Linked DNA regions of Homo sapiens: region 2 is linked to region 1. Evidence: chromatin loops called from intact Hi-C (ENCODE). Cell type or tissue: mesothelial cell of epicardium. All regions are shown on one strand. Each heading gives the region's core, and the rest is flanking DNA. Links, peaks and the distances in the headings are about the cores only. Region 1 has its middle 82 kb from the start of FRMD1. Region 2 has its middle 24 kb from the start of DACT2.

What was found. A loop is a pair of places that touch in the nucleus more often than their neighbours do. Peaks named below come from ENCODE experiments on the same cell type or tissue, not always from the same donor. Only the 100,000 strongest peaks of a DNase experiment are listed, where the experiment ranks them.
Region 2: a loop joins it to region 1, with 4 times the contacts of the local background. A loop is called at or near these places in 48 of 110 quality-filtered maps.

What each region holds. Positions count from the first base shown.
Region 1 is chr6:168,153,679-168,168,913 of GRCh38, reverse strand. No RefSeq gene overlaps it. Among named protein-coding and RNA genes, the nearest start is that of FRMD1, 82 kb to the right of the region's middle. RefSeq lists enhancers at 1-625, 10,269-11,267, 11,268-12,265, 12,266-13,265. In mesothelial cell of epicardium, for the core only: no CTCF peak of the experiment used is centred there; DNase peaks (open chromatin) are centred at 7,353, 10,423, 11,013, 11,963 and 3 weaker places.
Region 2 is chr6:168,335,912-168,351,146 of GRCh38, reverse strand. No RefSeq gene overlaps it. Among named protein-coding and RNA genes, the nearest start is that of DACT2, 24 kb to the right of the region's middle. RefSeq lists an enhancer at 3,137-3,637. In mesothelial cell of epicardium, for the core only: no CTCF peak of the experiment used is centred there; a DNase peak (open chromatin) is centred at 8,293.

The DNA.
Region 1 (15,235 bases), core at 4,068-12,067:
AATGACTGTATTCAGGAAGTCCCCCGCTTAATGACTATTCAGGAAGTCCCCCGCTTAATGACTGTATTCAGGAAGTCCCCCGCTTAATGACTGTATTCAGGAAGTCCCCCGCTTAATGACTGTATTCAGGAAGTCCCCCGCTTAATGACTGTGTTCAGGAAGTCCCCCGCTTAATGACTGTATTCAGGAAGTCCCCCGCTTAATGACTGTATTCAGGAAGTCCCCCGCTTAATGACTGTATTCAGGAAGTCCCCCGCTTAATGACTATTCAGGAAGTCCCCCGCTTAATGACTGTATTCAGGAAGTCCCCCGCTTAATGACTGTATTCAGGAAGTCCCTCGCTTAATGACTGTATTCAGCGCTTTCTATGAGCAACCCTTATACAAGCTTTGCAGATACAAAAGCTAAGAATATCGACAAAATCATCGTCTTTGTGGAGCTTACATTCTCTCACCCCCGTGACTCGTCAATCCCCAGGTCCTCTGGACTTCACTTCCTAGGCCTCCCTCAAATCTGCCCCCACTCTCCAGCTCCAGGGCCACGCTGCAGCCACCGCAGCAGCTCCCCAGGCCTCAAGGTCCCAGCTGAACCCTCTCAAATCCATTTCCCATGTTGTAGGAAGAGTAAACTTTCTGTACAGAGGCTTGTTCATGTCCCCCCAATGCCTTCTCAATGAAAATCAGCCCTTCAGTGAACCCCCCTGGGTCCCCTGAGGCTGGTCTCCTGCCTACAGCTCTGGTGGCACGTCCTGCCCCTGGCTGTCCCGCCCCTTGCTGCTGGCTGCTTCACTGGCCTCATCTCTGTTCCTCAGATGCTCTGTCCCTTCCCACCCCAGGATGACCCAGCCCAGCCCATCCTCCTGCACCCCCGCATAGCAACCTCCTATCCCTCACACACAGCCCCTGTCACCCCTGGAGGGAGGCTGCCCCTGTTACTCATCCTCTATGTACTGAGCTTTGACAATTTGTCTAGAATGTCTCCTCCCATTAGACTGCACAACCACAGCAGCCAGGACATCACCATTGCTTCCCTGGGGCTCAGCCTCGGGTTCCCTGGAAGAGCTCCATTAATATGTGGGTTATCGTTCTGTTCCTACAATTGTTGGACTGATCATCACCCCCCTCGTCGCTGCCTTTAGAAGCCATGCAAGAGAGAATGGATACGCTAATGTGACTCCATCTGGGACCTGAATGGCCCACCTGACAGGTGGAGGCTGGGTGGAATGTCCCTGGAAATGCTTTCTAACTCACTTCCAGAGCACTCACCCCAGCACACTCACCTCCCCTGCACCTGCCCCCAGCGCACCGCATGTATCTCATCCTGATTCTGATTCCCGCTGGCTCGGCTACTCTATGACCCTCTGTCCTGGGATATCCTAGCTGAGTTTAAGGAGAAAGGTCTCTGTGAGGTGGCCTCTCCCTTCCTCTCCACAAGGCTGGACAATTCATTTGGCTGTTTTATTAAAATGGTGATATGGTTTGGCTCTGTGTCCCCACACAAATCTCATCTTGAATTGTAATCACCATGTGTCAAGGGAGGGGCCTGGGGGTGGTGATTGGATCATGTGGGCGGTTTTTCCCTTTCTTTTCTCATGATAGTGAGGGAGTTCTCATGAGATCTGGTTGTTTCATAAGTGTCTGGCATTTCCCCTGCACACTCTCTCTCCTGCCACCTTGTGAAGAGGTGCTTTCTGCCATGATTGTAAGTTTCCTGAGGCCTCCCCAGCCATTCAGAACTGTGAGTCATGTGTTTATAAATTACCCAGTCTCAGGTAGTATCTTTATAGCAGTGGCAGAAGGGACTAATACAAATGGTTTTATCAGTTGTTTTCACATTATGGAGACACAACCTTGGGATGAGTCAAGGCAAAGACTCCGTTGAATAAAAAGCCACTTTACGTCCTCATGCAGATTTGCCTGCAGGTTGAGGTCACAGGCAGTGGTGCTCTGGGCCTCTGGCTTCACCTGTGCAGCATGGGGAATGGGGCCATGTGCCTCACGTTGGGATTTACAAAGACATCATCCTAAGAAGGCCACCCAGCTAGGACAGATGCCTGTGTGGGGCACTGAAGCCTGCTTCTCTGAGTTTGCCAGGGCTGTCCTCACACAAGATCGCACACCAGGTGACTTAAACCATAGAGAGCCATTGCCTCACAGTCCTGGCCGCTGGAAATCTCAGATCAGGGTGTCGGCAGGGTTGGCCCCTTCTGAGCCTAGATGGAGAATCTGTTCCAGGCCTCTCTCCTTGGTGTGTAGACGGCATCTTCTCCTGTGTCTCTTCCTTGCGTGTGTCCAAATATCCCCTTTTTATCAGGGCAGCAGTTGTACTGGGTTAGGATCTACCCTAATGAACTCACTGTCACTTGATTACTTCTGTAGAGAGACCCTATTTCAAATAAGGTCACATTCGGAGATACTTGGGGTTAGAACTGCAACATATGAATTTTGGGGACACAGTTCAACCCATCACAAGGTTGGCATAATAACAGTAATAATACCCCGATGGAAGAGGGCCTGGATTTCAGTTCTGAGCTCAGTACCTCTGTCTCAGTCTCTCCTATATAAAATAGGCCTAAGTATATCTATTATACGCGATTGGAAAGACAGATTCATAAATGTTGCAAAAATGTTCTGAGCTGTTTGAAGCCCTGTACAGCTGTACAATTCACAGCATACCTGGCTGCCTTGTGTAGTCCCATTGGCAGTCCTGGGTCTGTCCTGGACTTGGAATACAGAAGACACACAGCCACCATGAGCCACAGACTCTGGTTGAAGTAAGACCCCTGCCCACAGCCACCCAGGCTGAGTGGGTGCCAGCGTCCGAACAGGGCTCTCCAATCACGGAGCCCCTGCATGGCGGAGGGTCTGCCGAAGCCCCTGTGTGGTGGATGGTCTGCCGTGTTTCTTCACTTCTGCTTTTTTAATGAGAATTGAATCAAAATGAAAGGAAATTAATTGCATGTTTGAGGCAACAAACCATCCAATCTTCAGCAGACTTTAGTTGTTGATTTATTTTTAGATAATTATTGATATGGGGACAGATAAAAGACACATTTATCATAAGGAGCCAACATCAGGAGCAACACCAAACTCAGGCAAAATGATCACGATATAGTGACAGAGGTGGCTCTTAGAGCACTTTGGTTTCTGTGTGCGCTTCATCCCATGTGCCACACCACGCCACGCACTGAGCCCTCCATGTGGTGACCACATGCTGTGGAGATTCGTGCATCCCACCCAGGGAGTGGGCAGGAAAGTCAAGCATGAGGTCAGTTCTTGGGTCCAGGATGATGACGAGGCCCAGCCCTCCTCACAGGAGCGGCAGGAGGAGTTTCAACATATGATGCCAGCGAGAAAACATCCCTCATAAAATAAAAATGACATAACAGAATGATGTGGTCCTGGTGGCTGAAGGGAGTGACTCTCTTTCCAAACACTCTTCCATGCTCTCGGGAACCATTAGTCATGGCCCATCATCTCCTGCCATCCACCCTTTAATTAAATTTGCTCTGCTGATGGCCTCGTTAACAAACATGACAGCAGGTTAAAAGAGGGAAAATAATTATTAGAGAGTCAATGCTTTCACAGTAACCCAAATAAAAGCTTATATTTGTCAGAGAAGCTTTCACCAAATAGACAAGATCCACCTGACCACAGGAAGAGATGCATGATGTTGTTTCTCCTCCCTAGAGTCTGAAAAAATAAGACCAAATCCACAAAATGCCAAATCCTATTTAGTATTCCAAAAACAAAGGTGCCTAATTGCTACCTCCTCTGTCAAAACATATTCTGCTCTTAGTTTTCCAAGCTGTATTGTCACACATGTCATTTCAAACTCTGGAAATCCTCTATGACATGCACCAAATGGACCTACCCGCCTTCAGGTAAATCGATGTTCATTCAGCTAATATTTCTGTGTAGCTTCTATGTGCCAGGCTCTGGGCTAGACTCTAGAAACACCATGTCGAGAAGACAACACACTCCCAGACCTCAGGGTGATACTTGAGTTGCAAACATCTCGTCTTTAACAAGGGAGCTGGGAGTGCAGTGCTGAAGGTTCAAAGCCTGATTTCCACCCCCAGCTCTGCTGCATTCCAGCTCTGCAGCTGTGGGCAAGATTCGGTCTCACTGCCTCAGCTTCTTGGTCTGTAAAATGGGGATAATAGTCCCTGCCTCATAGAGGTACTAAGGGAATGAATGCGCTCAGACATATGAGGCACTTGGAATGATGCCTGATGCTTGCCAAGTCATGAATAAATATCAGTTATTCATCATCATCATCATCATCGTTGTCATCAGTGTTAGCTTTCCAGCATCGTAACTCTTTTCACAATATTCAATGGAGTCCTGGCAGCAAAGAAAATCTAGAAAGAAAAGCTGTACTAATATGGCTGAATGGAAATAATTTCAACACTTCATTTTAAAAAGCCAAGTGCTTTTTTAAAAAATCAGGCTTTATTTACCTATCAAATGATTTGTAATCGAATTTGATTACTCATTTTTCCCATGAATGAGATAAAAAATGCTTACTTAGAAAGCAATCTTAAAATTATTTGTTTAAAAATCTGAATTTCATCAAATAACCCTGGAAGTAACTCTCAAAATGAAATAAATTTCCAGAAACTTTTTACCATCCATGCAGAACTAAAGAAAGTATTCTTTCAATTATGCCAATTTACGTGTGATAAGTAAATGGCAAGAAACTCTGTGAAAATGTGCAATGCTTTTCTGACGTCTGCATAAAACGTGATGGAGGGGGCTCTTGAAGTAAATCAGTTTCTAGTTCCCCTAAGTGATAACGACAAGAGGTAGACAACCCTAGAATTAAGAACTTTGAATCACTGACCCCTGAAGAATTCACTGATACCTGAAGAATTCACAGAGCCTAGCCCATTTACCATGTTAGTCTCCAAAGCCCTGACGTGACCTATCCGAGGTCAGGGCAGCAGCCAGAGGACCTCCCTGGGCTGTTTGGAGTTTTGCAGACAGTCCTGCAGGTCTTTCTAAAGCTCAAAGTTATCCTACATTCCTCTGTGAGGGGACTGAGTCCAGTCACAGTCTCAAAGTTTACAATTGTTTGTTTTGATCATATTTCTGGTGCTTACATGAAATTAATTTAAAAAGTACCGGAAAGTAACCCACAAATTTAGGTTTCCAAAGAACTGTACAGAAACTATTATGTTTCAATCAACAAATCACTGGAAGTTGGGAGTTTTACGAAGCACTCTGTTACATCAAAGCTGATGCTGCCCGAGCCCTGTTTTCTCCACGCCAGCCTCTCTCCTGCCTCCCGCCGAGGGCACTGCCACAGAGCAGCTTCCTCAGTGCTTTGACCTCAGCTGGTTTGTGCGGCCCAGCAGCAAGCCTTTATCTGGGGAATCTCCAGCTGTCAGAGCACCAGCCCTGGACACAGCAAATGCGTGCCAGAAGAACCAGCTGACCTACATACTCTAAAAGCAATGTGAGGGTTCTGATGTGTCAAGCCATTAAAAAGCCCTGTTTTCCATAACTTAGCCTTTCCCAGTCCTCACCATGGGCTGTTGAAATCTCTTCTTGCTCCAAACACCAGTAGCCACGTTTGCCTCTCCCGTCTTTCCAGGAGAATCTGCTGCATGTGGTAGGTTGTTAGACATTCTCCTCCCACCGTCAGCCAGCGAGCCCCTCAGTGCAGCAGTGAGATTCTGCTCGCCTCTCGACATCTTTCTGTGTCAAATACGAGGCCCTGAGTCAACAAATACCAACTGACTTGAATTTTACTTAAAAACAAGCAGGCCAGGTGTGGTGGCTCAAGCCTATAATCCCAGCACTTTGGGAGGCCTTGGTGAGCAGATCACCAGAGGTCAGGAGTTCGTAGACCATCTTGGCCAATATGGTGAAATCCCGTCTTGAGAATCGCTTGAACCTGGGAGGCAGAGGTTGCAGTGAGCTGAGATGGTGCCATTGCACTCCAGCCTGGGCAACAAGAGTGAAACTCCACCTCAAAAAATAAGTAAATAAATAAAAACAGGCCAACTCTTGACTGACCCAAGGTGAACCCACTCGTTCCTTTTCCACTCCCAATATCTTCCCTAACTCTCAACATTCCATGCTCCTCAGTTCTGGAAAACAGAGCCAAAAAGAAAAAAACTCAACCTTAGGAATAAGCAGAGGTGCCTCTGAGCTCAGAGGTCTAAAAAGAAAGTCACAAAAATGTGTAATATATCCAAGTAGAAAAGAGCCACTTTCATTCTGTGTTGGAAATACAAACATATAAACACACGCTTGAATTTATCTTGTGTTAGACAAACGGAAGTGCACACAGATCAGTGTTTGTGAACATATCAACCTCACTAGGTCTGAGACTTGAGCCAGGAATTCAGCGTCACAGCTGCATCTGAGGGAACCGCCCCACTGCTCACCTCCATCTAAATGAGTGTCCTGCTAACCGCAGGGCTGGAGCCACTTCAACCTGGGCAGGCTCAGATTTTCAGTTCAATCTGCACCAGCCATACCAAGAAATCATCACACTTTCCTCTTGAGAATGTGGATCGGTGGCCAACTAGTCTTACCTGGAAAAAAATATTTTAATATCTTTTATGTTTGAGTGATCAGGAGAGGCAAGGATAGGGCGATTCTAACAGTGAGGGCAAGAAGATTGCCTGGTGCATTCAGTAGCTCGTTCCTTTCCTTCATTCTCATTTGAAGGGAGCTTTTTAGATGGAGCAATAATGTATTTCCCATAGCCTTTTCAAGTTTCCATCCCGACTGATGGAATTTAAGGTGTTAAAAAGCATCCTCTAATGGTTAAAACATCACTGAGATCAGAGCACAAATTACCACTTCTGCCTGGAAGGGATAGCTGTGTTTAACCTGTAAGCCTTCAGTCCTCACCACAGGTGGGGCGGATAGACCCTCAGAGAGAGGAAAACCGCAGACATAATTGAGAACATGGTGCATACCCGTGCGGCAGGAGAAAGCTCTGTTCTTGGGATTGGCATTGCCTGAGACACAAAGAACCTCCTCGTTCATATTCTAACGACATTCACGGAAAATCAGAAGCAAAGTTGCCAGGCTGAGGAAGACTCATGGTTCAGGACTCAAAGAGAACTTCGAAACTCTCTTGAAAATAAAAATAATTCCTCATCATCGCTTAAATAATTGATATGCCCCACGCTTCGGTTGTCAGTGTTCAACATGGGAAAGCAGCGGGCACCAAAGGCAGTCTTGACCAAAGCAAGTACCCGGCCCGGGATTCCAAAACGAAGACCTGACCCCAGTGTCAGTGCAGAGCTGAGGCGGGCAAGGGTCGCTGGGGGGCCTGGCAGGGGCTGCTCCTCCCACCCCGCACCCAGAGAAGGGCCTGCCAGGCTGGGGGGTAAGGGGAGCACTGGAGACACTGGGGAGGAGCAGCATGGGGAGGGGAGAGGCGCAGCCCACCGAGGAAGCCGCCCCGTCGGGGGATGGCAGGACGGCCAGGGTGACAGTGGGGCTCCTCACAGACCAGGTGGAGTTGCCACGCGTCATTGATTATTAAATCTACGGCATTCCCAACATTCTGGCCTCTCTAGAGTCAGGCTGCTTGTTATGGACTATGGGGAGGCGGTCGTGACTGGACATCCTTGCCTCCTCACGAGTGACCTCGGCCATGCTGCCGTTACTGCCACTGAGCCATGGGCTTCGCCTGGCAGAAGCCTCAGCCCGCAGAGGAAGGGGCCTCTCAGGCACTTGAAGATCAAAAAGAAGAGCCACGGGGTGGGGCCCAGCACAGGCCCCTGGGCTGGAACCTCTGGGATAAAGACTTCTGCCCTCCGGGTGCTCCAAGGTCTTGGCCCCAAGGTAGGAACAGGTGACATGGTTGTTACCCCATAACTCCTTCGCCAGACAACCACGCCCCCCAATGCTTTCACCCATAAACCGCACCAGACAACCATGCCCCCCAGTGCTTTCACCCACAAACCGCACCAGACAACCATGCCCCCCAGTGCTTTCACCCATAAACTGCATAAGGTTTAGGAAATAAAATGTAAGTCCTGGTTGTTGGCTGAAAGCATTCGGTGGATGCCACCACGTAAGATCGAAGAAAGTGAACATCACACCTGCGAAACTGTTGTCAGGGCGGGAAGGAAACCCTGGAGGTCAGGCAGGTGCTCTAAGAAGTGTGTGTCGACCAAGCCTTCAGGGACATGGTGGACGGTGTGCAGAAACCACCCCTCACCCAAGATGGCCCAGCCTCCCAGCTTCCCAGACTGTCCCTGTTTTAGCACCGAAAGCTCCTCTGTCCCAGGCAATCCAGACGGCTGCTCACTCTGTCATCAGTGACTTTAAGGAACGAGGACAGGGTCTCCGACCATGCTTCAGGGAACCCTTCCGTTCCCACCACTACAGTTTCCTTTTTATGCATTCACAAGGATGACATCTGACAATCTGGGCCCGAATTAGCCCTTACTCCTTCTGTAAGAAAAAATGTAAAAAGTCTAAATGGTAAGAAAGATTTGACTCGATTTAATTGGCACCATTTTTTGTAATGAAATAGGAAATTGTGGTGTCCATCTCCCCATCGATGGCTCTTAGCTGCGGTCATATGTAGGACTCACTCCAATTATCAAAGTAATTGGGGCTGAGGAAGAAAAGACTCCTCCTTCAGAGCTTTCAAACTGCATTACTTTAATTGAATATTCTCCTTTAGTCCAGGAAAGGGGGCATGATAAAAATAACAAATGTATCAGAGAGGAAGAAAATTGAAGAGATTGAACAAAAGAAGGCCGAGGGGAAAAATGCATTTTCCTATAATAACAACCAAGACTAACATTAATACAGCCCTCTAAGGAAGGCACTATTACCCTCCTCATTTTATAGATAGGGAAACTGAGGCACAGAGGAAGTAAGCCATTTGCATAAAGTCCCAGGTCCGAACGAGATTGGTGTCACACACAGGCTGCCTAGAGCCAGTGCTCCCAACCCCAGGAGTTCACCCCAAATGGCCCAGAAGAAAGTGTTCTTCCCCACACCACTGGCTTTGTCCTGGAGGAGCCCCTGAGCTCACCTCAGTGGAGGTGAGCATTTGGAAACTCACCTGCTAATGGAGCTTCCAAATCAATATTCAACCAATTCAATCAATATTTGTTACAGGAGAAAGCGGAGCGAAGCTTGCAATTGTCTCTCTGTTGTGTACCAGATGCTCTCCTGACACTCCGTGCAGGCCTCACAGCCACTGTGGAGCAGATGCTGTTTGCTCTCTTTGTGTATAAACAGACTGGAGAGTTTAAATGGCCCAAATTTACAGAGGCACTGAGTGGCGGAGCTGGAATTTAAACTTAAATCCATCTTGGCAAAGCCCAGATCTTTACATCACATCAGTGGTCTTCAGCCGGGGTCTTCAAACATAGCACTCAGAGTGATGAGTGAGAAGATAATCACGTGGCCGTGCGTGGTGGCTTACACCTGTAATCTCAGCGCTTTGGGAGGCTGAGGCAGGTGGATCACCTGAGGTCAGGAGTTCAAGACCAGCCTGACCAACATGGTGAAACCCCATCTCTACTGAAAATACAAAATCAGTCAGGCATGGTGGCACATGCCTGTAGTCCCAGCTAATCGGGTGGCTGAGGCAGGAGAATGGTTTGAACCCGGGAGGCGGAGGCTGCAGTGAGCCAAGATTGCACCACTGTACTCCAGCCTGGGTGATACAGTGAGACTCCATCTCAAAAAGAAAGAAGATAATCACGTGTGTGTGCGCGGGTGTGTGTGCATGTGTGCCTGTGTGTGCGTGTGCATATGTGCTTTGTGTGTGTGCGTGTGTGTGCATTGTGTGTGCACACATGTGCGTGTGTGTGTGTGCGTGCATGTGTGTGAGAGTGCGTGTGTGTGTGTGTTCACTTCACTGGTAGTTTTTTTAAATTAGTGATTATAAAGATGAAACTTTTGATGTAAACATTTACAGTTGAAAGACATTTTAATAGACTGGCTTTTTAAAGTCAGTGTTAAATTTTTTTTTAAGTCAGTGTTTGTCAACATTGAACCCATTTTAAGCGGATTCTTACATGACTCAGCTTTGAGACTCCAGGCACCATTGCACCTGCCCCACGTGCTGAGGGCTGGCATTCAAAGACTTCTTCGAGTGTTTGTGCAGCCAGCCCCACCATGCCAGGGAGAAGACAGACACGGTGAGCATTTCCGGAGCTCCACCTCTTCGCCTTGTGGGAACACTTCATTTGGAGAATCAATAAAATCCAGCATTTTGCACCTACTTCCTTTACCAAGCCCATGCTCCGGCAATGATAGGAGAGGGTTAGCTGCTTTTGTAGAAAACTGTTTGCTTAATCAAAAACAAAAAACAACTAGATTACTAAATCACTTCGCGTCTTGCTGGGCGGCAGAATCTGTCACGGCAACGCCAATTGATTTTTTCCAGAGGGCAGATGTGTCCATTTCAGAAGCGCTGGGATTTGGTTTTGTCGCTTTCCTCTGCCCTGTGGGGGCTGTTGCTTTAGCTGCAGAAGCTGGAAGCGGGTCTAACCCATCCCTGTGGTCACGTAGCAGTCTGTGGAGTCTTGGCTCCGTGGGACCCTCTGCTTGGCGACACCTTCCTGCTTGAGGGAAGATGACCAAATTAGGAGCAGCTGCTTCCACTTCCAATATAACAATGTAGGAACATGTTCAGCCCACTGTGTTTCACGGGCTTGCAAATATCTGCCTTTGTTAAAGGAGACAGAGGGGGTCAGCCCCCTAGTGAAGTGATGTTACAGTGATGAGCTTTATGCAGTTTAACCAAATGGAAGGATGACTGGGTGAAGTATGTTGACTTAGAAATCAAACAGTTTCTCCAGGTTTACCAAGGCTCCTGAAAATGTGAGTGTTTAGCAACCATAGACATCTTTTCTCCAAAACGCCTACTTCACTGCCTTTAAAGGAGACCTCTCTTTTGAAGTCTCTGCAGCTTTTATTCTAGGTCGTCATGTAACACTGTTGGCGAGCCCTCAGGCAGGTGGGTAGGTCCTGCCTTGAATACCAGAGCTGAGCTCTGGGAGCCGGGGCAGGGGGGACCCTGGGCCCTTCTCTGGGGGAGTGGAGAGCGGCAGCCCGTGCTGTGCTGGCTATGCACTAGTCAGCACAAACCCATAAATGAGAGATTAGCCATCTGACAGCAAAGCTGAAGAATAAATCTCTGGTGTTTACAAGGACGTTTTAGAACAGTGAGTAATGCAGAAGTGTCTGCTCCTCTGAGTCAGGAAGACTGACCCGCAGGGAGCCACAGCTTACAGACACGAAAGCAAAGGACCGTTGGCAAGCACGGATCAATACTACTGCTGGGTGGGCGGCTCGTCCCCAGGTTATTTTTTTTTTTTGGCAATGCCTGGCAAGAGCTTAAAGCAGTCAGAAGAGAAGATGGCCTCATCTCTGTAAGTGCCAGAAAAAGTGCGTCAAATGAGTCAAGTTTAAAATCACACCTAAGGTATGTTTCAGGAAGTGACTGTTGTGCTTTGTAGGATGTTAGCCTCCTCTCGGTCTTCTAAACCCTTCCTCACCAGGCCACACTCCAGCTGTATGAGCTGCAGTCAGACCTCATTTTAGCCTGGGAATGAGAGGGCTGCCAGACGCTCTGATAACCTCCACCTGCCAGGGGCCACCGAAACGTGGAAATGTGGCTACTAATTCAGGATGTTTTCAGTAATTTGAGTCTGGCTTATCCTACTGTACAACATTTCCCCCTGGAACTGCCATTTTACACTGAAAAGGCTGAGGCTTAACATGGAAATGACTATGGAATTCATACCTGAAGAGAGTAGTGTATCTGAAAGTAAAGCCCAGGACTCCTGAGGGACAACATTTTCCTGGAACTCATCTCATCTGGGCGGATTCCTGGGCACTGATGCTGTTGGAGGGTGGATAAATCTCCATGACGGTGCTTCGGGATTGACAGTGATGTATGTGTTGTTAGGCCCGAGGGCTCTCTGTGCACATGGCTTAGAACATCTGGACGGTACATGCATCAAGCATCTGGGCTTCTGAGCAAGGCATACCTCCTGGTCACAAGGTGGCTGCAGCCTGCTGACCACCATGTCGGCAGCCACCCTTCCCCATCACCTTTGCCACTGCCCCGCCCTGTGCCCGTGGCCTTGCTTTTCCTCTGCCCGGGATGTCCTTTAATGCAATTGCAGGTGCTGAATGTAGACGGGAATTGCTTCCCGAAATCTCGTGACTTCACTTTGCCAAAAGGAGACAGAGGTGGAGATTATAATATCACTTCTCTAGGGAGGCTGAACCCTCTGCCTCCTCCTATAAGAAAGGCAGACATTTGCAAGCTCATGAAAGCTATTTAATTCATTTTGAGAAGTTGAATTGCTTCCTGAAGTCTCATGACTTTACTTTGCCAAAAGGCAACAGAGGTCGGCAAAAGATGAATCGTTTCTCTGTATTCAGCTGGGACAGGATGGAGGAGGAGTCCTGATTTGAAGCATTTGTCAACTTTCAGGGTGCAAATTTTTCTCTCATGACCACTTCAAGCTACCTTAACATCAGCCTCTCAAACTTCCTGAATGTTTAGCTGATAGGAGCCTGCTCCAGTGCACCTGACTTTGCACTGACCCAGGAACACAGTACTCAAAAGGCAGGATCCTCCACCTGCCAGCTGCCATGGACGGCTCCTACGAGGCAAGAACTGCAACACAGCGTGTGCACCAGGGGGATGCGAGATGCAGCAACACAGGGTGTGCACCGGGGGGATGCGAGATGCAGCAACGCAGCGTGTGCACCGGGGGATGGGAGATGCAGCAACACAGCGTGTGCACCGGGGGATGTGAGATGCAGCAACACAGCGTGTGCACCGGGGGTTGGGAGATGCAGCAACACAGCGTGTGCACCGGGGGGATGGGAGATGCAGCCTGGGTGGAGCCCGGGAACCCAGGACAGAGTCCAGAGATCGGTCTCGCCACATGAGCATTTGATAAACAAAGTCACACTCGGCTTACCGTGCGCATGGGCTGTTTGACCAACACAATCAGTGTCCTGTTTTCCTGTGAATTATCATTGAATTCTGATGACATAATTATTTTACAATCTTTTTTGTTCTAAAAATGATATTCGTCTTCAAAGAAAGCAAAATGAGATCACAAAAACATAGAAAACGCCTTCTTTATGTTGAATATCACCAAATAAAAGGCGTGCTTGGCCCTTATTTTAAACCACAAGGAGTACATGTCCAAATACTGATGGATGTTTTCACTCTGCTATATGAATTCTTCAGGAGCCGACAATGAAATTAGATCACTCCACTTCATTTGAAACATCTTTCACAGACAGCAAAGCAAACACACTGATTGTTTTTTTTTCTTAATGGAATGTATAATGTGTTTTGTTAAAATCAATTGAAAACATCTATGTTCACAACATATAACAAGACAACATGTGTTCAAAACACATGGCAAGATGTCCTTCTTCCTGCAGTGGAGCTTCTAACCAGGCTTCTTACCAGACACCTGAGTGGGAAAAGACTTTGAGGATGAGAATGAGTCACTGTGACTCTCTGGTGAACTGTGCGAGGCTGGAAGAATGTTTGGGAGTCCTGGGATCCATCTCTTGCCCAAACGCTGAGTCATTGTGAGGCTCTGGAAAAGGGGGCACACATGCCCCCCTGTCTAGTTTCTCCATCTTCTGATGGGCCATGGTCATCTCTGTTCATGCAGGTTAAGGAGCGGAAGGTGGTGCGCTACAGAAAATCCCCAAAGCTCACTGAAACTGGAGGCCCCGCCACCCATGACTGTTGTCAGGGGCCTGGACAAGGGAAGCTACTAAGGTGAGGACACAGCCCACTCTGAGCCTGATTCCCAAAAGGGCTTGGCTTCTGTAGGACTTAATCATTGGAGGGAGTAACACAGTGGCAGCGATACCCCAGACCTGTGAGAAAGAAAAGAAAATGCCTCTGTCTGTGGCTTCCCCAACTTCCCACAGAGGTTGCAGTCATGCAGATGAACAGCTCAGCATGTCAGTACCCGCTTTGAAGAAATGGGAAGAGTTCTTGCATCTGAAAATCACCCAGTCCCCCAGTTACCATTGCACTGGCCCACCATGCAAACCCTGCAGTTACCATCAAACTGGCCTGCTATGAAAAATCCCCAGTTACCATCGCACTGGCCCGACATGCAAATCCCCCAGAAACCATCCAGCTGGCCTGCCATGCAAATCCCCCAGTGACCATGCACTGGCCGGCCATGCTGTCCCATCCTTCTGCCTTGTGCATGCCCACACTCGCCTGCTGTGACTTTTTCAGCCACAGGTGCTGCCCTGTGCACACACACTCACACGCTATAACTTTCTCATTCATGGATGCTGCCTACACACTCTGCACTGTGTTGAATGAAGTTTAGCCTAAAGCTGCCTTCTTACACATTTTACATTTGGCCTGAAGGTTTCTGTGTACACAGCGAACTGTCACCTAACTGGACATGGAAACAGACCTAACCCACTCTTGTACCAATCACAGAGTTTCAGCCAATCACAGGCAGCAAACTGTTCGAACTGTGTTCAAAAGGGCAAACACTGAGCTGTAACTGACCAGCTGTTTCTGTCCTTCCTCTCTGTTTTCTGTGCCTCACTTTGCTTTTTTGTCCATAAATTTCTTTCCACCCCAAGGCAGTGCCAGAGTCTCTCTGAGCCTATTCTTGATCAGGGGCTGCCTGATTGGTGAAGCATTTTTGCTCAATTACTCTCTTAAATTTAATTTGTCTATGATTTTTCTTTTCTTTTTTTTGAGACTGAGTCTCACTCCATTGCCCAGGCTGGAGTGCAGTGGCACTAATCACAGCTCACTGCAGCCTCGACTTCCCTGGCTCAGGCGATCCTCCCAACTCAGCCTCCCAAGTAGCTGGGACTACAGGCGTGTACCACCACACCACGATAATGCTTTTTTAAAAAAAATTTTGGAGAGACAGGGTTTTGCCGTGTTGCCAAGCTGGTCTCAAACTCCTGGGTTCAAGCAGTCCTCCCACCTCAGCCTCCCAGAGTGCCAGGATTACAGGCATGAGCCACCGTGCCTGGCCTTGTCCAAGGTTTTTCTTTTAACAGTTGTCTCACAGACATAACACCCATAATTAGGAACATCATTCTGAAGCATAAAATCCAATTATATGAAGTGAAACTTAATTGGAAATAAGACGTTCATTATAATCTCACTGGGATAGTCTGGGCTTTTTTACAACGTGCGGTTTATGTGCTTAGGAGGCCATATTTTTTCTTTTTCTTTTAAACAACCTGCTCATCACTAA
Region 2 (15,235 bases), core at 3,782-11,781, 180 kb before region 1:
TTTAGTAGTTCTAACACTGGTTTCATTTTGTGGAACTCTGAGGTGTTTTACACATATGATCATGTTCTCTACAGATGGAGATAATGTTACTTCCTCGTTTCTGCGGATGCCTTTTCTTTCTTTTTCTTGTTTGATTGCCCTTGCTAGGACTTCCATGCTATGTTGAACAGAGTGGCAAGAGTGGGCATCCCTGCCTCATAGCAGATCTTGGTGGAAAAGCTTTTAATTTTCCCTCTTGTACACAGTTGGTGGAAATGTAGATTGGTACAGTCATTATGAAAAACAGTATAAGCTTCCTCAAAAAATTCAAAATAAGAACCACCATATGACTCAGCCTTTCCTCTGCTGGATATAGATTCAAAATCCATGAAACCAGTGTCTCAAAGAGACGTCTGCACCTGCATGTTTATTGCAGCACTGTTCACAACAGCCAAGATGTGGGGGGGAAGAAAACCTTAAGTGTCTATTGGCAGACAAATGGTTTAAAAAAACTGTGGTACATACACATCATGAAATATTATTTAGCCCTAAAAAGGAGTGAGATCTTGTCATTTTGCCACTGCATGGGTGAACCTACAGAACATCCTTCTGCTGAGTGAAATAAGCCAGACACAGAAGGAAACATATTGCATAATCTCACATGTGGAAACTAAACAAATATTTTAAATCAAATATACAGAAAGAACAAAACAGTGGTTTACAGGGACGTGGTGGGCGAGGGGAATGGGGAGATGTAGCAAATGTGTAGGTGTCTGGAGATCTCGTGTACAACATGGAGAGATGTAGACATGTAGGTGTCTGGAGGTCTTGTGTACAACATGAGGACTGCGGGGAAGGAAGCATTTGGAATTCATGCTGAGTAGATTCTTGCCACTGCTGTGGTCAGGCTGTGTGTCCCCACCCACCTCTTCTTGAATTGTAATCTCCAGGTGTTCAGGGAGGGACCTGGTGGGAAGTGATTGGATTAAGGGGCTGTTTCCCCCATGCTGTTCCTGTGACAGTGAGTGAGTTCTTACGAGATCCGGAGGTTGTATAAGGCACTTTTCCCTGTTCTTGCTCTCTCTCTTTCCTGCTGCCGTGTGAAGAAGGTCTTTGCTTCCTGTTCAGCTTCCACTATGACTGTAAGTTTCCTGAGGCCTCACCAGCCATGCAAAACGGTGAGTCAATTAAACCTCCTTTGTTTATAAATTACCCAGTCTCAAGTAGCATCTTTATAGCAGTGTGAAAACAGACTACTACAGCCACCTTGTCACAAAATCAAACAAACAAAATGAGTAACTAGGTGAGATAATGGATATGTACTTTGGTTCATCATAGTAACCTTTTTACTGTCTATCTGTACCCCATAATATCATGTTGTATACTTTAAATATACACAATACACACACACACACACACATATATATATATACATATATATAATTTTTTTAAAAAAGAAGCATTTGGGTCTAAAATAGGCAGGGTTATCTGGGAACCTGAACCCCTAATGTTTCTCTTCCACTCTCCACTCATCTCCACGCCTGGAGGAACAAATTCTGATGACATCGAGCATCAGAACCCAGCTCAAGCCCAGCATAACTTTGCCCTAAGAAACAATTTTATGGAATTATTCATGAGGATGTACTTGCAGACCAGCTGAGCATAACCTACGTGTCTCTCTCCCTTGGAGGTCTCCATGATAAACGTAGGAGGGACCTTTTCTTTAGGTGAACGTCTGCCTTCTGCAGTGGCTGCCATCTGGGCCCTGGGCTGGAACCCGCCTTGGGTTATTCTCTGTGTAGATCCCTCCTGACAACAAGGGCACGGACCTACACTCCATAAAGGGCAGGCAGCTGCCGTGGTTTCGATCAGCCCTGTTAGAGTGTTTAACTGGGGCTTGCAACAAGAAAAGAAACTTTTTTTTTTCGAGATGGAGTTTCACTCTTGTCACCCAGGCTGGAGTGCAGTGGTGCAATCTCGGCTCACTGCAACCTCCGCCTCAGGTTCAAGCAATTCTCCTGCCTAAGCCTCCCAAGCAGCTGGGATTACAGGCACCCGCCACCACACCCTACTGATTTTTGTATTTTTAGTAGAGATGGGGTTTCACCATGTTGGCCAGGCTGGTCATGAACTCCTGACCTCAGGTGATCCACCCGTCTCGGCCTCCCAAATGCTGGGATTACAGGCGTGAGCCACCATGCCCAGCCAAGAAAAGAAAATTTCCTAGAGTAATTTATCATAGAAGAGACTGATTTACGAGCAAAAATCACTGCAGGCCCAAGTGTGCTGGCAGCATCTAACGGTGCCCGCACCTTCCAGGGTGAGCATAGGGCAGTGCAGCACCTGAGGCTGGCAGCGGGCAGCCTTCCCAGAGGCCTGGCCCAAGCCTGCATCCCTCTCTCCAGACCCGCTCTGCTCTGCACCTGCTTTTCATGCCAGGGTCAGCAAACTGTAGCCCACCAACTGTCCTTGTAGTGTCTGTGAGCTGAGGATAATTTTATATTTCAAAAGATTTGAAAAAATAATCAGCAGAAGGAGAAGACTTCGTGAGGGGAAAATTATATGACAGCTAAATAAACATCCATGTCTAAAGCTTTGAATGTCATCTTGGCTTTCTCTGCTGCCACCTAAGTACCTACATCGTACCCTCAGTTTTACCTCCTGTCCCACAAGGGCTAAAACACTTGCTCCCTGGCCCTTTGTGGGATAAGCTCCGACCCTGCTCTGTGTGGGAGTGACTACGCTTCCCCTGCAGGAGGCTGCTGCCGCCCCATGAGACAGACCCAGGACGAAGTGTTGACTCTCTTAATTCTGGCCTCAGGGCCGTGCTCCAAATCCTGGTCACTTCTTTCTGGGCCAATTCTGAACCGTCCCCATGAGGTGAGGGGGCTGCTTATTTGTGCCATGTTTGCTTATCTTCATGAGCAATGAGTTCACGTTACATGGAAGGGATGGGTGGAGGAGAGGGGCCTGTGAGCTGGGCGGGCGGGTGCCCATGGTCAGGAGAGGGGCCTGTGAGCTGGGCGAGCGAGGAAGGGGCTAGGACAACAGGGTCTCCCCACAGGTGAGCGAGGAAGGGGCTGGGACAGCAGGGTCTCCCCGCAGGTGAGCGAGGAAGGGGCTGGGACAGCAGGGTCTCCCGGCAGGTGAGCGAGGAAGGGGCTGGGACAGCAGGGTCTCCCCGCAGGTGAGCGAGGAAGGGGCTGGGACAGCAGGGTCTCCCCGCAGGTGAGGGAGGAAGGAGGTTCCACCACTTGGGCAACACTCAGCTTAACCAGCGAGTGGAACGCGTGCTTGCAGAGGGCGCCAGGAGACACGTGTAAGCATGTTGAGCAGCATGGTGGTGGGGATGAACGCCCTGCAGGCAAGAGGCCTGGAAGAGCAGCTGTGGCGGGATCACGGAATACGGCACTCTACAGTGAACACGTGGACCAACTGCTCTCCACACATCAGCAAGCACGGACCCGAAACACGGCACTGAGTGAAATAGCAGGTCAAGCTTACAAATAACCACGGCTTCCATTGGTGTTCAAAGGTGGCACTTCTACTAACTCACTAATACAGTCACTTAAGACATACAGATTATGATCATCCATTGAACAGATCAGGAAACTGAGGCTAGGACATCACACCGCCTCTGAGTATCAGAGCTGAGACCGGAAGCCAGGTGCCTGGAGGGCTCTTCACAGCAATGCCATAATCAGAAAAACACAGTGTGATTCCCTTAATATAAAGTTCAAAACCAGACCAAACCACAGATGGGGAAAATGTTTAAAGATAAAATTGGGTGGGTGACAACCCCAGCCCCTGAGTAGTCCCTCCCGCTGTGCGGGACGAGCCTGTGCTCTGGGCGGGTTCTCGGGAGTCTTGCATTTTTAAGCAGGACAGTGGTGTTATGAGTGCTCCTCTTGCTAATTCATACTCTCTAGATGTCTGTGTTCATTCCCCACACTCCTGTACCGAGACCCGCCCAGCCCCAGTAAAGCCTGCTCCATCTCCCTTCAACACTCTGACCCAAACATGGGACTGTGGTCACCCCTCTCTCACCCAGCAGAGCCAAGACAGGGTGACAGCACTGACTCAACAGAGATAAAAAGGTGATGTGGACCTGGGAGTCACCATCAGACAATGTGGCTTCCACAGCAGCTCCTGGAAAGCCTCTCTCATCAGGACCTGGTTCGACCCAGAAGCCTGCACTGTGAACGAGCCTCCCGCTCCATCACCCGCACCCAATGCTCAGGGCCTCCAGGACCAGAATTTGGGAACCACCAATCTAGAAAACGTAGCCCACAGCTAAGCTCTTCCCTTCACACTTTCACCTGCACCCATGCCTTCAGGAATTCAAGTGTTACTGAGCACCTGCCATTGCCTGGCCTCTCTTCTAGGAGAGGTGAGCACAGTATTTATACAGCCTGAATGTGCTGGCTGCAAAGAAAACTGAGCAGGGTGCAGAAGGCCGGGGGCAGGGAGGCCCCAGGCAAGTCCTGGCTGGAAACATGGGCCTGGAATGCACACCCACCGCCTGGAAACCTCAAGGTCCCCACGAGCCAGAGCAACCCAGGGTTTTTCACGTCTCTCCTAGTCTCACCCCCATAAATGCTCCTCCCTGTTGCGGGGTGGGGTCTGGGGACCCCCCTTCCCTGGGGGAATGGCCTCCCTTCCCCGTGCAGGGCTCCCAGGCACCTGGACGTGGCAGTATCCACCAGGTCAACGAACAGCCAGGCAAGAAGCCCTCTGTCCATCTGGCTCCAGAGGATGTGGTTTGTTCCTTCGGCCTCTGAAGCCAGAGTGAGTTTCGGACGGGGTATTCTGGCCCTCTGGGGTCGCGTCCTTCTCTGCATCCCTGACAGCTGCCGGGCATGGACTGGAGCCACAGCAGGACTCACCCAGTCCCCTTGCGCCTCCTCCACACGCTGCTGGTTCCCGTGGAAGTGAATGCGTACACAGGCACCTCTGCATCCGGCTCTAAAGCGCTTGGTGACTCCATGCCCTCCCTCTCCGGCCTGGCTCTGGGGGCTGAGCCTGGGCAGCAGGCGCCCTCCACACCCACACTCCCTCCTCTCCCAAGGGGACCCCTGGCTCCTCATGCTCATAGCTTCCCCTGGCTGCCCCCCAGCTTCCCCCAGCTGTCCCCCGGCTTCCCCCGGCTGCCCCGGCTGCCCCCCGGCTTCCCCCAGCTGTCCCCCGGCTTCCCCCGGCTGCCCCCCGGCTTCCCCCGGCTGTCCCCCAGCTTCCCCCAGCTGTCCCCCGGCTGCCCCCCGGCTTCCCCCGGCTGTCCCCCGGCTTCCCCCGGCTGCCCCCCGGCTTCCCCCGGCTGTCCCCCGGCTTCCCCCGGCTGTCCCCCAGCTTCCCCCAGCTGTCCCCCAGCTGTCCCCCGGCTTCCCCCAGGGGCCCTCCAGTTTCCCCCAGCTGCCCCCCGGCTGCCCCCCAGCTTCCCCCAGCTGCCCCCCGGCTGCCCCCAAGCTTCCCTCGGCTGCCCCGCCGGCCGGGGGGGGCTGTGCTCACTCCTCCCTCAAGGCCCAGCACAGACGTGCAGGGAAGGGGTGAGGTCCTCACCCCAGTGGTCAGTGCCCACGGTGTCCACGCTCAGAGCTTCCCCACAAGCACTGGGACTCAGCCCAGGCTTCTTCCTCCCCCAGGGCGTGAGGGTCCTGAGGGTTCCTGCAGCCCCACCCCCAGGGGAGGCGGCGCAGCCCAGAATGTTCCATGGACAGGACGAGGCGCCCGCGCTGGTGACTGACTCGCTGGACGTCCTGCTTAGGACGCCACGTCGCTGGCATGGGTCTCTCCTCGCCAAGGTTTTCACACAAGCCCAGACCACCCCCTGCAGGGACTGCCCCAGTGGTTCCTGATCCCTACCTCTAAAAATCCGGCCTCACGGAGGGTGCTCTGTAAAGATTTCACTCCCTCCCCTTCTTGCCAGCAGGTTCACACCGCACGCCCCTCTCCCCGCAGGGTGGGAATCAATTCTGCTTTAAAAGACACCTAGGAAAGGGGAGTCCCACAGTCGCAGAGGAGACGTCCTCTGCTGTTGTTTGCAATCGGCTCTCGGCTCCTCCACGGCACCCACCTGCTTGTCTTAGCTCTGCCGTCTCTTCCCACAACAGGTCCAAGTGGGCTCTCGGGGAAGCTTCGCCGACAACCCTGTGTTCTGAGCATGTAGATCCGGCCTCTCCTGGCTGCACAGTTTCTGTCACAGGCTCCTTCTCTGTTTCCACCTGGATTTGTACCCTTTACTTGAGATATTTACTCAACGTGCTAGTCTGCTGCCCGGTATACAGGGAAAATTCAAATGATGGCTGCTGTTATTATTTCTCATTCCATCTAGATTCCAATCCTCTCAGGGACAAAACACTACCCTTTACTATTGTAGCCTGACCCTAATATTGCTAATAATAACTGACATTTATTGAGTGCTGGCAAAGGGGAAGGCCTGTTCTAAGAACTTCATGCATATGAGTCATTAACTCCTTACAACCACTCCATGATGGTCAACACCATTTGGAGACCCAGTGTACAGATATGGAAACTGAGGCACTGAGGGCCTAGCACCCCACAGCCAGGCAGTGCCAGAGCTGGGCTCACAGATGCAGAAACTCAGGCACTGGGGGCTAGGCCCTCACCCAGGCAGTGTCAGAGCTGGGCTCATAGACAGCAAGAGCTACTTAACCTGTTGTTTAATGCCTAGGGCTGTTCATGCTACAATTGTGGGCTCAGCCATTTTGGTTCTTAAAATAATGTGTTTGTATTCTTGGAGACGGAGGAAGAAGATGGCCATATTTAACTGGAACACTTCTCTCCCTGAAGGACCAGCGCTCTACCCAGTTGTATGCAGTTTCCTGGAAATGTAAATTTTCCCACAACTGGTAGGTGTAGCACTAAGCTGTTGGGGCCAGGACTTGCCGTACGTAGAAATGCACAAATCTCTGCTGTTTCTTGTTACTCACGGGAACTCAATCAACAGCTTCGCTACCAGATTAAGCTGCAACAGCGGGAAACACCCTCTGAAGAGCAGCTGCCAGGACCTTGAGATTTTATGTGATTAAGAAAATCGCACTCTCTTTGCTAGGAAGCCTCTGGTGCTTGCACAACACTTTAAGACCAAAACTCATAAATAACATCGGTAGTTTAATTACCCAGGCCAGCCTGAGAAGCTAAATCGCCATCTCCCCACCTCAAGTTCTCAGACATCCGTCAGTGACGCCCAAAGTTAACACGTGGTCTAAATGCATCAAGTTCCTGTTAACACTTTCCACAGGCAAACAAGGGTCCCTTCCTGTGCCCCGGGTTTCTGGTGTTCACCAGGGTGTGCTGGATATAGGATCAGGTGTCTGGCCTTGAAAAGCACCAGGTCTCCAACTGAGGGGCTCTGCAGGGGCAGGTTCTCCGGGCAAGCACATTCGGTCACCTGCAGAGCTGCACGTAGACCAACCATGGAGAGGCTGGCTACACCATGTGGGGAGGGATGGGGAGGGCTGGCACGAGTGACTTTTCATAGTTGCCCTGTAGCTCTCTAACAGGCAGCCAGGGTGAAGGCAAGTGCAGAGGGAGGCTCTCCTTGTGGTGGCCGGAGACCACGCAGGACACCTGGCAAGCACGTTCACGTCAGGCACAGAATCCGCACGTGGTCCTCCCGTCTCCACAGGTGGGCTCCCTGTACCCTTCCTGGTCTCCACCCATCATCCGGTTTTCTCCACAGCGCTTCCCCTTCAGTATGTTAAGGTTGAAAAGGGGTGCGAAGTAAAGAAGTCACCACACCACGTGATCCAGCTTGAGTCTTGCTCTGCTGCAATTTTTATCCTGTGTCTGGGGTGGCAAGTTGGTCCTGCCCCGCTTGCGGAGAACTTTGCAGGCACACAGCACCAGGGTCACTTGAGCCACTGGGAGCTTCCCCTCCTGAGCACAGAACATTAGGAAGCAAGCTGGGGTTCACCTGCAGCGAGCTGTCAGCTGGGGCAGTGGCACTCCCTTTAGGAACCTGTATCAGCGACAAATCAGACCCTTCTCACAGCCACTCACAGCAAGGCTGAAAACACACCTTTTTCCTGAAAAGTCGGTCGATTTCTTAGCATCTGAGATTCTAACTCAGGCCAATTCCTAAAAGACGTATTTCTTCTGACAGAAGAGTAAGTTTTCCTGAGCTGTCAACACTCACAGCAATTCAGGTCCCCCAGGGCACTCCCAAGCCGTCCTTCTGGCTCCTCGCTCCTCACCACAGGCTGCTTCTCCACCAAACACGGAAGGCGTGCGCCCCGCCCGCCCAGAAACAGGACGAGCCTGTCCAGCCAAGGTGCCGTGCCTTTCCATCAATCTGTCACTCCTTACACCTCTTCTGGACACATGCCCAGCAGAGAATTAGTCTCTGAAACCTGCAGACTTCCTGACAAAGAGGAGGTCTTCTGGCTCCGTCCAGGGGAGCCAAGCAGGGCCTGGGTGCCGCCAGGGCGTGTCTGAGCCAAGCAGGGCCCCGGTGCCGCCAGGGCGTGTCTGGACTCAGTGGGTCCTTTGCGCCAACTCATTGGACCCAGGCGTCAATTCAAATGCGTGGCATTAAAATGTGAGGAGAAAATAATAAACCCACATGTCAAGAATGACCCCTTGATCAGGAGGAAAGTGGCCCAAACCACCCGCTAGAGACCCAACTTTCAGAAGGCTTTTTGATGAATGATGAATTTAGGCAGCCGGTGGCACCTGCCAGAGCTCTGCAATCTGATCAATCCGTTCTGAAATCAATCAACAGCAAAGTATTGAGTACTTACTGCAGCCTTCCACAAATGATGTGCTACAAGTGAAGTCCAGGCATGTAGCCACCTTCCAGCACCTTGCAGTTTAATGCGGCACATAAACATAACTCACAGGAAGAAAGGTTTAGAAAATAACCACGCAGATGTTTTCCACCTACATACCAACACACACCGTTACTGTTTTCTAGCAAACGTCCACCGCTCTGCCACCTACAACACTCCCCACTGCCTTAGACACTCTTTCCAAATTAGAAAACAAAACAAAACAGCCAAAGTTGCTGGAGTGAAAATCCAAGCTGAGTATGAGAGTGGACACGAGAGGCTGGAGGCAGTAAGGGTTCATGGGACCGAGTTCTGTTGGGGAAGGTGTACAGGGTCTGGAGGTGGATGGTGGTGATGCTCACACCGCAGTGTGAATGCACTTAATGCCACTGACCTGCACACTTAAAAATGGGTAAGACATTGAATTTTATGTTACATATGTGTTAGCAAAATAAAAATATCTATTAGTTGGAAACAGGGAGAGGATGAGAAATCACAGTTATAATTTTTTGCCAGATAAAGTGATCTCAGTCAATTCATTCGACTGCTGCTAAAGAGAAAAAGCAACAAAATATTATTTCTCTCATTAACAATTTTCTTTTGGAAATTGACATCGAAGTCCTGCTTGTTTCAAATCTTTGGCAATGAAAGAGAAACTGACACACAATTTATTCAGGGACACTCACGAGGTGACCACAGACTTCATGACAACCCAGAATTCCTTCCTTCCATGTTCTAGCTGGACACGCTGCTGACAGAATGTCCCTATGTCTTACTGCACTTACTCAAGCTCAGAGAACCCTCAGTTTCATAAATGGATGCCATCAGTTTCTGGACACATTGCCCAGAAGGCTGAAGGGATCCTACCACTTGCTTGCATTTGGTCTGAGCACCTGGCCTGAGTGCCTGCTTGCTGAGTGCATTCCTGACATGGGCTAGACACAAACTGAATGAAATGGCAGTCTGGGAATTCAAGCAGAAAACATCCCGAAGTTGTCTGGATTCTGTAAGGGTGAAGAATGGGCAAAATTCGCCTGCAAACCCCACCAGCTCCCCTCCACCATGAAACCAGTCGTTAAGGAGGAGCTAGTGGTGGGACGCATCCTCCACAAAGAGGAAGACATGGATGTGTCTTCGCACCGATTCTAAGACAGGTGACCCGAGCCCACAGAGGGAGACGAGGCCCTGAGTGGCGTCAGGGAGGGCGCATGGTAGGATGGGACATGGGAGAGGCCTGGGGGGAGGGCAGGTGCATGTCCTGGCACCTCAGGGGAGGCGTTCACAGCCAAGGGCACCCTACAAGCAAAGGGGCAGCATGGCTGAGTGAAGGCCCAGACTGGACCTCAGCAGGCCATGAGCTTGAGAACAGGAGGGACCGGACCAGGCAAAGCCCGCAAGGGACCATCTGGATTTCCTCCATGGAGCCTGCCAGGACCACATGGATGTACCTGCATCCACCTGGGGCCCCGGGGACCACACTGGGCACCAGTGATTTATCACCAGCCGCAAATGGCAAAGGCAGCGTACCATGGGAGAGGTGTTTCTCCAGAGAATCTTGCGGAGCAGCAGAGGCATTCCATGTGATTCCTGTAGGCCCATTTCCTCGTAGACAATGGGATCCACAGTGTGGCAGCTTTGAGGTCCCTAGGAGGTCTGCCTTCAGAGCCTGTGCTCTTAAACCACAGGATCCCCTCCTCCCGTGGTTCACTATGAAGTCTGACATCCTCAGGCCACAGGCTGGCCTAATACGGGCCTTGTGTCAGTTACTGGGATCCAGTTTCTCCATTATATAATGGGAAGACTAATGAATATTCATAGGTTACTTATGAGGAATAAACAGACCAATGTTTCTAAAACACAGTGCCTTATATAGTAAATGCCTTATAAGAAGAAAACGGTCTAAAAGTTAGACTATACATAGAATTTAATTCCCTTTAATTCCTTGCCTTTCAGGATTATCTAGTTATAAATATTTATATTTTGTTGATTTCATATTATTTAAATAGTTTATACTTATTTTAAATTAATGCAATTAAAAAATAATAATCAGTCTAGCAAGGCTGTGTGGGAACACAGTGCCTAGGCGTGGCTGTTGAAAGCGTGAATCAGTACAACTTTCTGAGGGGCAACCTTTTCAATGTACATAAGCCATTCACCTTTTGTGTCTGTTTTCTAAAGATATAAAATAGAGATGAACACGTATTTAGCTGCCAGTGGACATGTCGTAGCAAGTGTGTCCATCGAGGTCGAGTCGGGAGATGATGCAGACCCAACGACTTAACAAAGAGAATTCGACATAAATAATCACTAGCTGTGAATTCAAGGACTGAAAAGAAAACACCGAGGTGCTCACTGAGTGAGCTGCAGGAAGTGGAAGGAGCAGGCTGGTGCTCCCAGGGACTTCCTGGCAGGAAAGACACAGATGGCCAAGTGTAGGCCCAGACCTGCAAAGCCAGCACTGTGGGCGATGGGGGCTGAGTGAGGAGTCACCCCGTAGGCAGCACAGCAGGGATGGGGTAACTGCATCCAAGCTGCAGATTCATAAACTGTTACATGCACCAACAAAGATTGAACATCCATGTAACCATGAGCCAGGGCAGGTGACAGAGACAGAGGACAGCACTCACCCAATGCCAAGCAAAGAGCGCAGGTTACCTGTGTGATGTAGTGTGGCTCTGTGTCCCCACCCAAATCTCATCTCGAATGGTAATCCCCCCGTGTCGAGGGAGGGAGGTGACTGGGTCATGGGGGCAGTCTCCCCCATGGTGGTCTCGTGATAATGAGTAAGTTCTCACAAGATCTGATGGTTTTATAAGCATCTAGCATTTCCCCTGCTTGTACTTCTCTCTCCTGCTGCCATGTGAAGAAGCTCCTTGCTTCCCCTTCATCTTCCACCATGATCGTTAAGTTTCCTGAGGCCTCCCCAGCCATGCGGAACTGTGAGTCAATTAAACCTCTCTCCTTCATAAATTACCCAGTCTCGGGAATTTCTTTATAGCAGTGTGAAAACACACCTATAGTGGTGTAAATGCACTGTGTGCACTATGTAATTTCATTTTTAACATAAAATATAAGGCCCCCAAAAGATAGAAATGCACCCTAAACAGGGTTGTAGAAATGTGACTCTGGAAGGTGAGATTGTGAAAACTGTTTCTTTTTCTTTCTTTTGTTTTTTCCAATTGTTCTATAATAAGCATGTATTACTTTTGTAATGGCAAGAAAACAGTACGTTTTTTGTTGTAATAGATTAAATGTATGAACAAACAGGTGAGTCTAGTTCACATTTAGGTTTGGGCTGGGAATCCTGTCTGGGGCTGGGAATCCTGTCTGTTCACACCACAGAGCAATGACAAACCCGGTTCCCAACACTCACCCCACTCCAGTTCCGGGCTGATGCTCCCAGAAAATACCTTCCTGCGGGGAGTTTTGCAAATAGGAATCTTTCCAGTGATGGTAAATATTGGTAAAGATACCAAAACACTTCTTCCTCTGGAGGCTGTTTGCTTACTTCCCGGTCACCCTCGGTTTCTGCCAACCATTCTTTGAAATCTCCGTGGATTCTGTTTAAATTTCCCCTTCTCTTTGCTTAAGAAAATGTCATTTTTTTCATTTACTAAGTATTTATTATTGACCCAGTTATTTATACCCCTCCTTATTTTATGAGGAACTTAATAAAGTTGGCATTCATGTGTAAGCTTACCAACATACAATTAAATTACATGAAATGGTCAATATTCAACTTTTTTTTTTTTTGACACAGAGTCTCACATCTCACTCTGTTGCCCAGGCTGGAGTGCAATGGCACAATCTCGGCTCACTGCAACCTCTGCCTCCCTGGCTCAAGCGATTCTCCTGCCTCAGGCTCCCGAGTAGTTGAGATTACAGGTGCCCATCACCGCACCTGGATAATTTTTGTATTTTTAGTAGAGATGGAGTTTCACCATGTTGGACAGGCTGGTCTTGAACTCCTAACCTCAGGTGATCCGCCTGCCTCGGCCTCTCAAAGTGCTGGGATTACAGCACTTTGACCCACCATGTCATAGGCATGGTGACCTACCATGCCTGGCCTATTCAACCTTGTTAAATTAAAAAAAAAAAACAGCAACTTCACATGGTTCAGTCTAATGTAAAACACGTGTCTAATACTGAAACACACTCTGTAAAATTAATTTGGATTTTATTTTCCATTCAACTTTTGTTTAATTGGCAGATCACATAAAATTGCATATAGCCATGTACAATGTGGTGTGTTAATACATGTTTACATGGTGGGATAATTAAATCAAGCTAATTAACATATTCACCACCTCACATACGTACTGTTTTTGTGGTAAGAAGATTTAAAATCTACTCTTTTAGCAATTGTGAAATATATATTATTATTAGGTGGAATTTTACTACACATTGGGCAGATTCTGATTATAACACTGAAATGGATTTAGGTTTTACATGGATAACTTTTAGACCATGTTTACCTGTAAAACCTATGCCTTTCTTCTACATTCTTGTTTTCCTTTCCCCTATCCTCCAAAAAAAAAAAAAAAAGCATGACTCTGACATGCTTTCTTCACATCAGAAAATATTTTACACACATTTCTATTTACACTCTCCAATGGTTGTAATTACAAAATCTATTAAAATGTTTTTAAAAACTTTAAAATATCAAACACAACCACATATGTGCACAATATAATTTAAAAAGGAAAACAATCATATTTCCCCAATGAAACCTAAAATCTGTATTTCCTAAAATATTCTTATATGATTTATATTTTTTTCTTAACTATAATTCACTAAGATAATGTTATTATTTTATTGTGTACTGAATTACTACATATTTGGATATCCTCTTTTATATCATAGTTCTAGCTAAACTGGTTAGTATTTGTGAATCTTGTTTTTTCTCTTAGCTCCCCATTCCTTCCAGCATATGCTGGAAATTTTCTGTTATCTTCAGCATCTTTGATCTGTGTGGACAGAATGCTGAATGTAGGTGTGAAACTTAAATGCAAATGAAACTTAACTGAAATGCTACATGCTTTCCGTTTTCTTCAGTAAGAAGCATGCACATGACTAGCACTAGCTAATGCAGTCTGAGTACTTGCAAGATATCTAACATTGTTCTAGTTGCTTCATGTCTGAACTCCTGTATTTCTGCGATTTTTGTTGGTGATAACTTCTGTTAGTACCCTCACTGTGCAAATAATGAAACTGATGCACAGACAGCAACTAAGTGGCCAGAGGTCACACATAATCTTTGTGTTTAACTGGTAAAGCAGAGAAAAAAGCAAGGTTCACCTCACCCTCATTACTGAGGATGCAGCAGTGTGCATGTGTGTGGGGTGCTGGTGCAGGAAAGGATGGCGGCTACTGGAACGAGATCCCCACTCACATCCTGGGAAAACAAGGTGGCAAAGGAACACAGAGGGCCACAGTGCCTCTGCCTGGACCCTCAGGACCAGCAGGCCAGTTCAAACTGAGGCTTAGCTGCACACTCTGGCTCTTAGAGTCCTTGGGCTGCACGAAAAGAATATGCAACTTCATGCACCTTCTGGAATGGCTACCACGAAACAGACAGACAACACCAGGTGCTAGTGGGATGTGGACTGACAGGGGCTCCTGCACACTGCTGGTTGGATATGCAATGCACAGCCACTCTGAAAACTGGCAGTTTCTTAAAACATTAAGCATCTGTCTACCCTATGACCTAGCCACTCCACCCCAAGATATCTACCCATTTCCAAGAGAAATGAAAACACATGTCCACAAAACGTCTCATACAAGAAGAATCAGGAGAGTTCGTCTATAACAGCCACAGACTAGAAATAACCCAAATGCCCATCCACTGGTCAACAGACAAAAGCGGTTGCAGTATCACCCTCAAAAGGAGGGAAGGATGATTCCTGTAAGATGGACAAATGTCAAAAGTTCTGGAACAGGCAGGGCTAACTTAGGGTGCTAGAAATACCAACAGTGAATGCTTGGGGACTGGGCCAAAGAAAATGTATGAGCTATAGAAATGCTCTTCCCTGACTCCATATATGTGTGAGTTACACGGGTGTATACAACAGTCAAAACTCATTAGACTGTATCGTTATGATTTGTCCATTTCACCATATGCTTAAATGAAAAAGCAAACAAATCACAAATATGCATAATCTATGATCCAGCAATTCCACTTCCGTGTATATCCAACTAAAAGAAATGTGCAAGTGTCAGGGCAGCAACAGCCGAAAGAGGAAACAACTGGATCTTGTGTTAGTAGCAGAGTGGATAAACTGTACCTATGTTCATGAGGATATATTATTATTCATTCTGCTGCTAAACTTAACTATATCCCCAGGGATATAGTTACATGCTGCTACTACATGCAGCAGTAAAAATGAAGGAAATGGCCAAGTGCGCTGGCTCTCCCCTGTAATCCCAGCACTTTGGGAGGCCGAGGCGGGCGGATCACAAGGTCAGGAGTT